Regions from separate parts of the Homo sapiens genome. Here region 1 is linked to region 2. A link is a contact called in ENCODE Hi-C or POLR2A ChIA-PET data. All regions are on one chromosome and are shown on one strand. The core of a region is the stretch at or near the end of the contact, and the rest is flanking DNA. Distances in the headings are between cores, read along the strand shown.

Region 1 (5,808 bases), core at 2,761-5,260, 430 kb after region 2:
GGGAGCAACACAGCCCAAAGGGAGGACTGAGAAATGACATCACTCTTCTTTCCTATCACCAGGTTCATGGGCAAGCCACGGGCGAAAAGCTGACTGCCTATACGGCCACCCCTGAAGCCATTTATGGCACCTCCCACGTGGCCATCTCGCCCAGCCACAGACTCCTACATGGGCACAGCTCTCTGAAGGAAGCCTTGAGGATGGCCCTTGTCCCTGGCAAAGGTGAGCTGGCAAGTTAACGGCTCAGGTGGTAGGATTGCTACCTTACATTTGGATGGCGCCTCCCAGAGTTCAAGGTCCTTTCCTCTATGTCATCTTGCGTGGGTTGTTCTTTGCCTTAGCCTGATTTTTTATGTTTTTATTTTGAAACATGAGGATAAAAAAGAGCTCTGAAAATATTTTTATTACCTCTGGTTTCTCCATGAGATACTAGTTTGTCTGTGTCTTGAGCTTCTGATTGAAAGCTCAGCTCTCTCCCTTTCAGTATAATCTAAAGTTCTTTTCTCCTAGTTATAAATTAGGAGAAGATATAGGAATCTATTCTATTAGGAATAGAATCTTCTCATAATTTATAATTTCACCATCAACTAAAACTACACTGTCAGAGACCAAAGGGAAGCCAGTAAGAATGAGAGCAAACTTTTCCAACTCAATTTTATTGTTTTAAAGAATTCATGTGGTCATCTGAGCAGTGTCCTGCTCCATACAGAGTTTTAACATACCTGCTTTATGAATGGATCAAGCTGACCTAGAATCGGCATATCAAGTTGTACTTGGTCTGTGAAGATTTGAAGATTCTGTGGTTGCAAGCAACAGATTCCATCTCTGACTAACCCAGAGGAAAAGGAGAACACATTGGAAGGCTGTGGGGAAGCCCGTTGCTAGAGGAACAGCTGAAGAGGCAGTCCGAAGGGGGACTTGGAGAGTGCAGCCCCAAGAGTTTGGAGAACAGGAACTCACAGACAGTCCCCTGAGTGCCACTGTCAGTAATTCTACTCTAACACCGCCTTCAGTGCCTGAAGCACTTGGTTCAAGACTCCTCTTGCAGGGAAAGGTGTTTGACTGCTGTAACTGGGGCCCCCAGCCTATTTCTTGGCAAAGAGAGGCCAGGCACCTTCCTTGGTAGACCACAAAGATTGTCCCCAGGGAGGGAGGGGGAGCTCTCCAAAACAAACTTGAGGGCTCTTACCAGATAAGGGGATATGAAGCCTGGGTAGACAAAAAGAAATCCATTCTAAGTTAGAAATAAGTCTCTGAAGTAATTTAAATATTTCCACAAATATCTCATCCCTATTCTCTTTCATGAACTATAAACTTCAACCCAAAGTATACAATCTGAATTATTGGGGTCTGAAATAGCATTTGACTAAAAAAATGTTTTGGATGATGATATTAAGTTGCCATCTCTGAAATGACCAGAATGAAACATTTCCTAATACTAGGTTGGAGAGATAGACAATGTCATCCCAATTTCTCTCTGCTTAAGACTTTGTTTACTTAGACCATTAAAGCCGGATTCAAATCAGTGAGCACTTTCTAAAGAGCCTGCTGCATGCACTCTTGGTGGGGCATAGATGAGCCATTCCAGTCTTAACTGGATGCCCCAGAGAGGCAGAACAGAGGACAGCCAGATGCATATGCCACTCGCCCCACACAAGGCAGATGTCACCTCTCAGTTTCACCTCTTTGCAATATGTATTGAAATAGAGAAAAGAGTCTTTTGAGTTAAAATTTCTATGCATGCTTATAAAGCCCAATATAGCTGTCTCTCTCAGGTTTATTTTCTTTCCTTGCTCAAAAGAAAAACTGGATATGTTTCAACTGTTTAGTTTAAAGGGAAATCTCATAGTTTTACTCTCATGAGCAATTTGATATTCCTTGAGGGCTATGGTGGCTGAATAATATCTAAAATTGAAAAACTAAAACATGTAAACATCTCTAGCCCTTACATTTTCTCTTATGGCTAAATTTGGGGACACAAATGAAAATAAGGTACTATTAATAGGGGAGCTATGATTTGTTAATGAGCTAACAAATTATAGAGGATGGAGTTCCTGAGATGAAAGGCACTGTATAAATTCAAAACATTTTCATATGTAGGAAATGGAGAAATTTTTTTTAGTACACGCAAACAGCACTGTTTTCATGAACACATGGATATCGACACACCTGACCTGGCCTAGTCATTTCATTTTGGCAAATTTAGTGCCAAGTGTAATGTTCCATTTGAAGGGCTCATTAGTTACTTTCTCCCCTCTTTTTAATAATCTCTGAAATTATTCCAAATGGAACATTACACTTGGCAGTAAAATTTTCCAATTCTAATTTTCAGAGTAGAAATACTCTTTTTGCAGATGTCAATATATTCAAAATCTCTAAATTAATTTGCACATCACGTCCCTGGATTTTTGACATCATAGTCACAGAAGGCCAGTACAGTGCATTGAGTGTAATACAATGTTCCCAAAAGATGAATTCAGATTACCTAGGAATGTATGATTTATGCCTCTTCTGGCCTTTGGGATTACATTTTAAACCAGGATGTTGTATCACTGCTGTCATTTACCATTGCTGACCACCTCATTTTTTTTCATTGAATGTCAGATTTTAAGGATGATTTGTGTTGAAGCAGTGACCACCGAGTGTCATGGCAGCACACAGTTGTGACTAAATTTATCACTTGCAGGAGTTTCAATTCTCAAACATGAGCTCCTGTAGTTGCTAAGTTTGTTTCTACATATCGGCTCCTGATTTGGCCTGAGATGACCAAGATTCTGGTCCTAGAGCCATCCATATGACTTAAGGAAGGTCACGTAAGCTTTGTAAGTTTAGCCTTCCTGGCAGAGCTTGTATTGGGGCTGTCAGCCAAGGTGGTCTTGGAGGACCTTGTGGGTAGAGAAGAAGCTTTGAGGGGCCCTGTGGAGGAGAGTGACACATGTGGCCAGGGTGATGCTAGAGTGGCAGGCTGGCTGACCCCATTAATTGTGGAAAGAGATGGCGAGGCCCCCAGAACAGCAGGGATCAGGATGGAGGGAGGGAACAGGTCTGAGAAGTCTGTGGAAGGCTGCGAGGGTGGAGGATCCCTGGATGATTTCTTGATTTCTAGCTGGCCAACTGGGTTGCCGATGTTATTGACTAAATGTACTGTTTTGTGCTTAGCATCCTTAATTTGGCACAGATTCCTTTAAGAGAGGAAAAAAAGCAAGGTGCTCCCCTAGAGCTCTTGAAATTTAGTTTATTTCCATAATCGTTGACGTCGCCTCCTTCTCTCAGCTGACCAAATCTGACTTAAGTCATGTTATGTAAGCTCTCACTTGATAGGAACTAGAAGCCATAAAAGGCATCAATGGGGAAATATGATCAGAATTCTAGAAGCTGTTCTGTCTTTTCCTGAAATCTTTTCTTGCATTCCTAATATTAAAATATTCAAACCCTGGGGCTTTGGAACCACACACTTCAGCTCTGAGTCACCAACTATCTACACAATGCATTTTTTGCTGAAAGGGCAGATGCGGTCTCTCCAAAGGACAACTTGGAACTCTGTTGTTATTGACACATTACAGGCACATTAGAGAGCAAGAGCCTCCCTGGAAGCCCCAGGTCATTAAATAATAATTAATTGCTCACTACTGTTTTGTCCTTGTCTCCATAGTATCCATATGGGGTGAGGACAAAGGGTGAGAGCAGATCTGTAATTCTGGGGTAATGGTTTGGTTTTCCATCAAACTGTTTCAAGTAGAATTCTTTGATGTTATGTGAAGGGAAAAGCTTCTGTGCTCAAAAAATCTGGAATAAACAAAAAAAAACAGGTATCTTTGCTTTGGACTTCTCAGAACCTTTGCTGTGCTAATGTGCACTGTGACTGTCTGAGAGAGGAAGTCATAGGCACTCTTGTCACACCCAGTTGACCACGGAGCCCTGTTTCCATGCAGTATCCCTAGAAACTAGTTATATGGACTGCCGCCTTGGTGAACACCAAATGTAAGTCATTTGTCTGTTTTTCCAGAGGGTGTGAGAGACCTGCCTTCTTTCCAGTGGGTGCCCTGAGGGCAAAGGACAGATACCTTTTTGTCTGGAATGTTTCCTTTGTAATTACTAAAGTGTTTTGCTGTTATCTAACTACTATTGTGAAATGCTTCAGTTTCTTCTGATTTCACCTTCTTAGATTCCTGCATCACATCACTAGCACAGGAGTGATTACTGAACACATTAGTAATTAGGAAGGAAGGAAGAAATATGGAGAACACTAGAGACCTATTCAGGAACTTTGGATTTTAATTGTGTTGTTTCTAGGAAATAGATTTTGACCAGGTATAGCATGCGAGCTGCTACCGTGCATTCATTGCAAATCTGCTAATATTTAAGTTCAAAGACCAATTTTTGTCCTAACTGAGAAACTGGTATAATATAACTTTTACATGTAATAAGAAGCAGTTCAACTCTTTCAAGCAGTACACTACATTTTTTTATATTACTTTCTTTTGTAACAACTGAGCATACCATATAAGAACCTACTTAATATATACAATTCCATGGTTTTTAATATATTCACAAATTTATACAACCATCCCCACAGTCAATTTTAGAACATTTTCATCATCCCAAAAAGAAATCTCAGACCCTCTGGCAGTCATCCCTCCCCAATTCTTGCCTAATCTCCAGCCCTAGGCAATCACTAATCTGCCATCTGTCTCTGTAGATCTGCCTATTCTGGACATTTCATGTAGATGGAATCAAATATAATATTTGTCATCTTATTGTCTGGCTCCTTTCACTTAGCATAATGTTTTCTTTCCTTTTTATTTCCAAATAATCCTCCATTATATGGATAGGCCACATTTTATTTATCCATTTTATTAATTGATGGACATTTGGGTTATTTCTACTTTTTTACTATAGTTATAAATAATACTTCTATGAACATTAATAAAGATTTTTGTGTGGATGTATGTTTTTATTTCTTTGGCAATATACCTAGGGGTAGAATTGCTGGGCCATGAAGTTTAAGGAACTGCCAGACTATTTTCCAAAGTGGCTTCACCATTTTACATTCCCACCAGCAGTGTATGAGAATTCCAGTTTCTCCACATCATTACCAACACTTCTTATTGTCTGTGGTCATTTTGATTATGGTCATCCTAGTGGATATGATGTGATACCTCAGTGTAGTTTTAATTTGCATTTCCCTGATACATCTTTTCATGTGTTTATTGGCCATTTATATGTCTTCTTTGGGGAAATGTCTGTTCAGTTCTCTTGCCCCTTTTAAAAAATTCATTTTCATTTTAATTTTTAATTTTAGTTTGTCTTTTTATTATTTTAACCATTTTTTATATATTCTAGATACTAGTCTCTTATCAGATACGTAATCTACTAAGTTGTTCTCAACTTCTGAGAGTTTGTCTTCATGGTGCCCTTTGAAGCACAAGTTTTTCATTTTGATGAAATTAAGTTTGTCTGTTTTTTCTTTTGTTGCTTTTGCTTTTGGTGTTATATCTAAAACGCTATTGCCTAATAAAAGGCCACAAAGATTTATACGTATTTTATTTTCTAAGAGTTTTATAGTTTTAGATCTTACAATTGGATCTTTAATCCATTTGGAGTTAATTTTTGTATATGGCATGAAGTAAGGGTCCAACTTCATTCTTTTGCACATGGTCATGTTACTTTTTAACTCACGTTCCCACATTATCTTAAAAATCAGGCTGCTTCTGCCTCTTTATTTTCTGGCCTTCACTTAATATGCTATCAGAAAACATTTCTGTGTTTTCATGCGGGCTTCACAATTGTTTTTTAATCCATACATAA
Region 2 (5,709 bases), core at 1,049-3,548:
GTCCCAGCTACTTGGGAGGCTGAGGCAGGGGAATCGCTTGAACCCAGGAGGCGGAGGTTGCAGTGAGGCGAGATTGCACCACTGCACTCCAGCCTGGCAGCAGAGTGAGTCTCTATCTCAAAACAAAAACAAAAACAAAACAAAAAACAAAAAACAAACCCAGAAACAAAAGTAAAATACGCTTCAAGACATACCCCATACCCCTTCCTCCCCTGGGAGATGAGGGGGAGGGAAGGGCCCAGGTGAGTCTACTCTTGGAGGCCCTTCCTAACAGCCCAGGATGAGAGCTTTACCTTGTAAACTAGAAACCAGATCTGGGAGAGACTGGGGGCTGAGGTGAGCTGGGATCTTTGGCTAGGGGTTTTTGGAGTAGCCCCTGGAGATGTCTGGGAGGCAATGTCCCCTGAGCACCAGCAGGCCTTTAATGGGCCTCTGTGGCAAGAACACTTGCATGGGAACTTGCTGGAAGGATTTGACCAACTCAAACCCTTGCTTATTGCTTCCTCTCCCCCTTCCTCACCTCATCACGTCCTTACCAACTCAGGGTGGCTGTCCAGATGGGGGTCAAGCACAGTGGCCCGTGTTTGTTCTGCAGAAGCCCATCCCTAGCACAGCCGTTACCTTCAAAACCCTCTTCTTGACTCTTGGGGTCCTCAAAGAACTTGGGAGGGAGGACCTGGAAAATGTCACTTTGGATACTTAAAGGTGGACTAAAACAGCACAAAGGTGCCTGTTTCTCTCCACCCCAAACCATGGCTATGATGAGATGGATCAAGAAATCCCCAAAATGCCACCGTCCCCAGTGGAACCTGTTTGGTTCTCTTTATTCCCCGATGCCCTGAATATGGGTTTTCTCTCTTTTTCAGGTGAGAAGATATTACGTTGCTGTTGCTAAAGGTCTGGTAGTTCTCTATGCAGAGGTTTGGGCTGAAGGTGAATGCTGAGGTGTGCTTGTCTCTTACAGATGCAAAATCTATAACCTGTGAGCTGCTCTGGCCTTCAGCATTCCTGAAGAGCAGGGTGGGATGCATGATTTTCATTTTCAGTATCCAAATGAAAATTATTAAAGAATATCACTGGGAAATCATTACAATATGTTTTAATTAGTTTATAGATTAATGTAGTTTGTTTACTAACGTAAGTAACTTGTAATATGGTCTGTTGCCTTGGGAGCAGAGCTAGAAACGAAAGCTCACAGTTAGGTAAACTGAATAAAGATTGGCAAAGGACTCCCATCACATTTTATTATTGCCCTGATAGCCACAGCCCCTCATTCATTTCTCTTCTAGTTTTGTAACCGCCCAAGGGGTTCACCTTGCCTGTTGCCTAGACAGAGTTGATTCATCAAGACAGGGGAATTGCAATAGAGAAAGAGTAATTTATGCAGAGCAGGCTGTGCAGGAGACTGGAGTTTTATTATTACTCAAATCAGTCTCCCCAAACATTTGGGGAGCAGAGTTTTTAAGGATAACTTGGTGGGTTGGGGGAAGCCAGTGAGCCAGGAGTGCTGATTGGTCAGAGATGAAATCATAGGGAGTCGCAGCTGTCTTCTTGTGCTGAGTCAGTTCCTGGGTGGGGGCCACAAGATCAGATGAGCCAGTTTATTGATCTGGGTTGTGCCAGCTAATCCATCAAGTGCAGGGGCTGCAAAATATCTCAAGCACTGATCTTAGGAGCAGTTTAGGGCAGGTCAGAATCTTGTAGCCTCCAGCTGCATGACTCCTAAACCATAATTTCTAATCTTGTGGCTAATGTTAGTTCTATAAAGTCAATCTAGTTCCCAGGCAAGAAGGAGGTCTGCTTTGGGAAAGGGCTGTTACCGTCTTTGTTTAAACTATAAACTAAGTTTCTCCCAATGTTACTTCAGCTTATGCCCAGGAATGAACAAGGACAGCTTGGAGGTTAGAAGCAAGATGGAGTCAGTTAGGTTAGATCTCTTTCACTGTCTCAGTCATAATTTTGCAAAGGCGGTTTCAGTTTAGAGGTGTCTTAATAGCTCAAGAAAGCAGCTATTGGAATGGAGACATCAGACCCTGGCTTGGTGCCATGTTCATTGAATGAATGAGTGAATGCTACTACCTGAAGTTTCTATCTCCTCTCACCATGTGTCTAACTCTCCCTCCTAGCACTTTACCTGGTAACTTCTCCATCAGCACATAGCACAGTGTCTTGCACATAGCAGGTGTTCAATCAGAGTAAATTGAAATGACTGAATTGAATTGGATGTCCAGTGAAGTAAATACCACACATGTTAGTGCTACTAACATTAAAATTCTTCACGCAGGCCAAAGCAGATGTGATGCCATGTTCAGCCATTGCTCAACTCTTGGCAAGGATCTGAAGACAAATAGAAACATCTTGATGTATTTGTGCAAGAAGTCTATGCCAGCAGCAGCTGTAGCAACTGCAGATTTTAATCTTAAACATCAATGTCCCTGACTTGGAGAAAATAAATTAGATTTTTTTTAACACCAAAGACAAAGGCTTTATTATCTCAAAAGGACTTATTATCCATGTTACTTGAGGAAAACATAAGTTAAAAATACAACTTCACACTGGATATATTGGAGTGATTTGACACTAGACTTTTTTTTTAAGTGTAAGGCATTTTTATCTTCATTATCAGAAGGACCTGTGTTGCAGGTGTTTCTCAGACTCTTATTTGCAGAAATGTCACTGTGTTGCTTTTTAAGAGGAAGTGAGGAAGATTTCTGAGAGATGTGATTCTGGAAGGAAAAGGAAGGAATTTCCCAATTATTCTTTCTTCAACTGGGCCTCAGTTACCTCATCTGTATGAGTCATCAGTGAACGAGTTGGCCACTAGATGATCTTTAACATTCCTTCTAATTCTAATTTTTCACAGTTCTTTGCTTTTCGCCAGCTGAAGTGAAGGACACTTGGTCAGCTAATGTCAAATTGTACATTTATCTTAGTTTTTTTCTAATTTTAAAGGTGATTTTATATAAGTGTTGAAGAGGAAACATAACTTTTTCCTCAATCGTCACGAATTCTTAGTTGGAACGGACCCTTGTAACAAAAGTCAGATTAATGAGAAAAACCAAAGTTTATTAACATGTGCCTTTCATATATACACAGGAGCTACCCAGGGAATGAGTCATTCTCATAGTGGTGGCTTTGAATTCCAGCTTATATAGCATCTTCAACAAAGAACAGTAGATTTTTAGAGATGTGACAAGATGAAGAGGATTTTGAATCTCCAGGGGCAGCAACTTGAGGAAAGGCAAGTGAGATGAAGGCTGGTCTGTAAAGCTTGTTCATGTAGATTCCTCTGGTGCCATCTTCAGGTCACTGAGGGTCTAACGTTGTCATCAGTGGGAGACCTTTGTGCTCCCTGGGAGAAGGGGGTGGGGGTGGGATCCCATTTGTCTTTGTAAATTTGTGTCTACTTTTAGGCAAATAGAGGAAGGGCAAAGAGCTTTCTTGCATCTGCCTCGTCTTATCTTCAGCTCAACAATCCTCATGCCAAAGAGGCATATTTTGGGGTGGCAAATTCTCGTCTCCCACATAAGGAAAGACTCTGCCTCCACTGGGTCTCCCAAAGTATTTGCACTTATGTCAGTTTTTGCTTTCGAAATGGAAATGTTACCTCTGAATGTGGTAAGAGAGTGAAGTCAGGCCTCTGTACACCAGGAATTGCTTAGAATGAGTCACAAACCATCTTAAAAATGTAGGAAATTAGGAATTAATTTATCAAACAGTTTTTTCTTCTTAAATCAGTTTCATTGAATTATAATTTTCATACAATAAAGTGTATCCATTTTAAGTGTACAGCTGAATAGATTTTTGTTGTTGTTGTTTTGAGACAGGGTCTCACTCTGTTGCCCAGGCTGGAGTGCAGTGGCATGAACACAGCTCACTGCAGCCTCAGCCTCCCTGGGCTCAGGTGATTCTCCTCTCTCAACCTCCAGAGTAGCTGGGACCAGGGGCATGCGCCACCATGCTCTGCTAACTTTTGTATTTTTTTGTAGAGACGGGGTTTCACCATATTGCCCAGGCTGGCCTGGAGCTCCTGGGCTCAAGCAGTCCACCTGCCTTGGCTTCCCAAAGTGCTGAGATTACAGGCATGAGCCACTGCGCCTGGCCCAGTTGATGAGTTTTGACAAACATTTACCTTCATCAAGATACAGAACATTTCCATCACCCCAGAGCCCTCATCAAGATACAGAGCATTTCTATCAACCCAGAAAATTCCCTCATGTCCTTTGGTAGTTCATCCTCATCAGGCTGGCTCTACAGTACAGATTCACCTTCCTTTGGCGGCTCATTTGCTGCCTTTCCTAAAGATACAGAGGTGAACAAACCAAGGTCCCTGTGGTCATGGGCTTCCATGCTAGTGCTGGGGGTGTAAGCAATCCTTTAGCTCCTTCAAGCTCCACTTTAGCTAACTCATCTCCGCTACTGGATACCGAGACTCTGTTTGGACCTTTAGAGGATATCCCACATGGGGGCCTCCTACTTCCCTCAAACTCCTTATCCCTTCCCATGGGTCTCTTTAAGGCCTCCACAGCCTGTGTCTCTAATCCTTCCCTTAGAATAGATCACTCTCCCGCCAGGTGAGGAAGTTCCTGCTGTGCCTGGCTGCAGTTCAATGTTAAGGGAGTCTTCCTCTGTTCTGGTTTTTTTTTCTGCTATAGCGTGGGGTGCCAGCCCTGGAGCTCTGAGTGAGTGACAGTGAGGAATAGAGTTGCTGAGTGCTTCAGATTCCTTTGTTCTCCTTCTCTAGACAGCAGTAGTTTGTTTTAGAAAGAACATCCAGTGCACAAGAATTATTTATATCCTGGCACAGTGGCTCATGCTTGTAATCCCAGCACTTTGGGAGGCCAAGGCAGGCAGATTGTTTGAGCTCAGGAGTTTGAGACCAGCCTGAGCAACATGGCAAAACTGTCTCTACTAAAAATACAAAAATTAGCCCAGCATGATGGCCTGCTTCTGTAGTCCCAGCTACTTGGGAGGCTGAGGTGGGAGGATTGCTTGAGCTTGGGAGGTTGAGGCTGCAGTGAGCTGAGATCCACCACTGCACTCCAGCCTGGGTGATAGAGACCCTGTCTCAAAACAACAACAACAACAAAATCAAAGAGAATTATTTACTTATTTTTCTGAAGAGCCATAATAAATGTTTACTTAGTGGGAAAAATAATGGTAGAATAAGATGGCAAAATTAGATGCAAAACTGGTTAATGTCTGTCAATTGAGAAAAATGATGAGCCAAGTCTCAATCATTTTAGGAGTTTATTTGCCAAAGTTAATGATGCATACCTATGACACAGCCTCAGGAAGTCCTGACGACATATGCCCAAGGTGGTCGGGGCACAGCTTGGTTTTATACATTTTAGGGAGATATGAGTCATCAATCAATATATGTAAGAAGTACATTGGTTCCATCCAGAAAGGCGGGGACAACTGGAAGCAGGAAGGGGGGTTTCCAGGTCACAGGTAAGTGAGAGACAAATGGTTGCATTTTTTTGAGTTTCTGATAAGCCTTTCCAAAGGAGGCAATCAGAATATGCATCTATCTCAGAGAGCAGAGGGAAGACTGAATAGAATAGGAGGCAGGTTTGCCCTGAGCAGTTCCCAGCTTGAAGGGGCCCAAGATATTTTCCTTTCACATGTCCTAGAGGGCAATAAAACCGTAATTTCTTCTACTGGACAGATGTCATGGGCATCTCTGACAAAATTTATTTGCAATTG

What was found. A loop is a pair of places that touch in the nucleus more often than their neighbours do. ChIA-PET counts read pairs that join two places held with the same protein, here RNA polymerase II (POLR2A). Pooled maps may share reads with other maps.
Region 1: a map of spleen shows a loop between it and region 2 (4-fold over the local background). The contact joins two enhancer-like sites. A Hi-C loop is called at or near these places in 38 of 168 maps with a recorded cell type or tissue (A673, CD8-positive, alpha-beta T cell, Caco-2 and 23 more), 14 of 37 single-sample maps with no recorded cell type and 11 of 50 pooled maps. POLR2A ChIA-PET finds 5 or more read pairs at or near these places in 2 of 52 experiments (CD8-positive, alpha-beta memory T cell and common myeloid progenitor, CD34-positive).

The regions. Positions count from the first base shown.
Region 1 is chr3:45,476,406-45,482,213 of GRCh38, forward strand. It overlaps LARS2 (leucyl-tRNA synthetase 2, mitochondrial), which reads left to right. Exons shown (of 22, transcript NM_015340.4): 10 at 63-222. Among named protein-coding and RNA genes, the nearest start is that of LARS2-AS1, 30 kb to the right of the region's middle. Within about 2 kb of position 4,011, at least 4 of the 41 ENCODE cell types and tissues checked have a DNase peak (open chromatin) inside an H3K27ac peak, as active enhancers do; they include PC-9, where a contact is called at or near this core.
Region 2 is chr3:45,052,438-45,058,146 of GRCh38, forward strand. No RefSeq gene overlaps it. Among named protein-coding and RNA genes, the nearest start is that of CLEC3B, 29 kb to the left of the region's middle. Within about 2 kb of position 2,299, at least 6 of the 41 ENCODE cell types and tissues checked have a DNase peak (open chromatin) inside an H3K27ac peak, as active enhancers do; they include PC-9, where a contact is called at or near this core.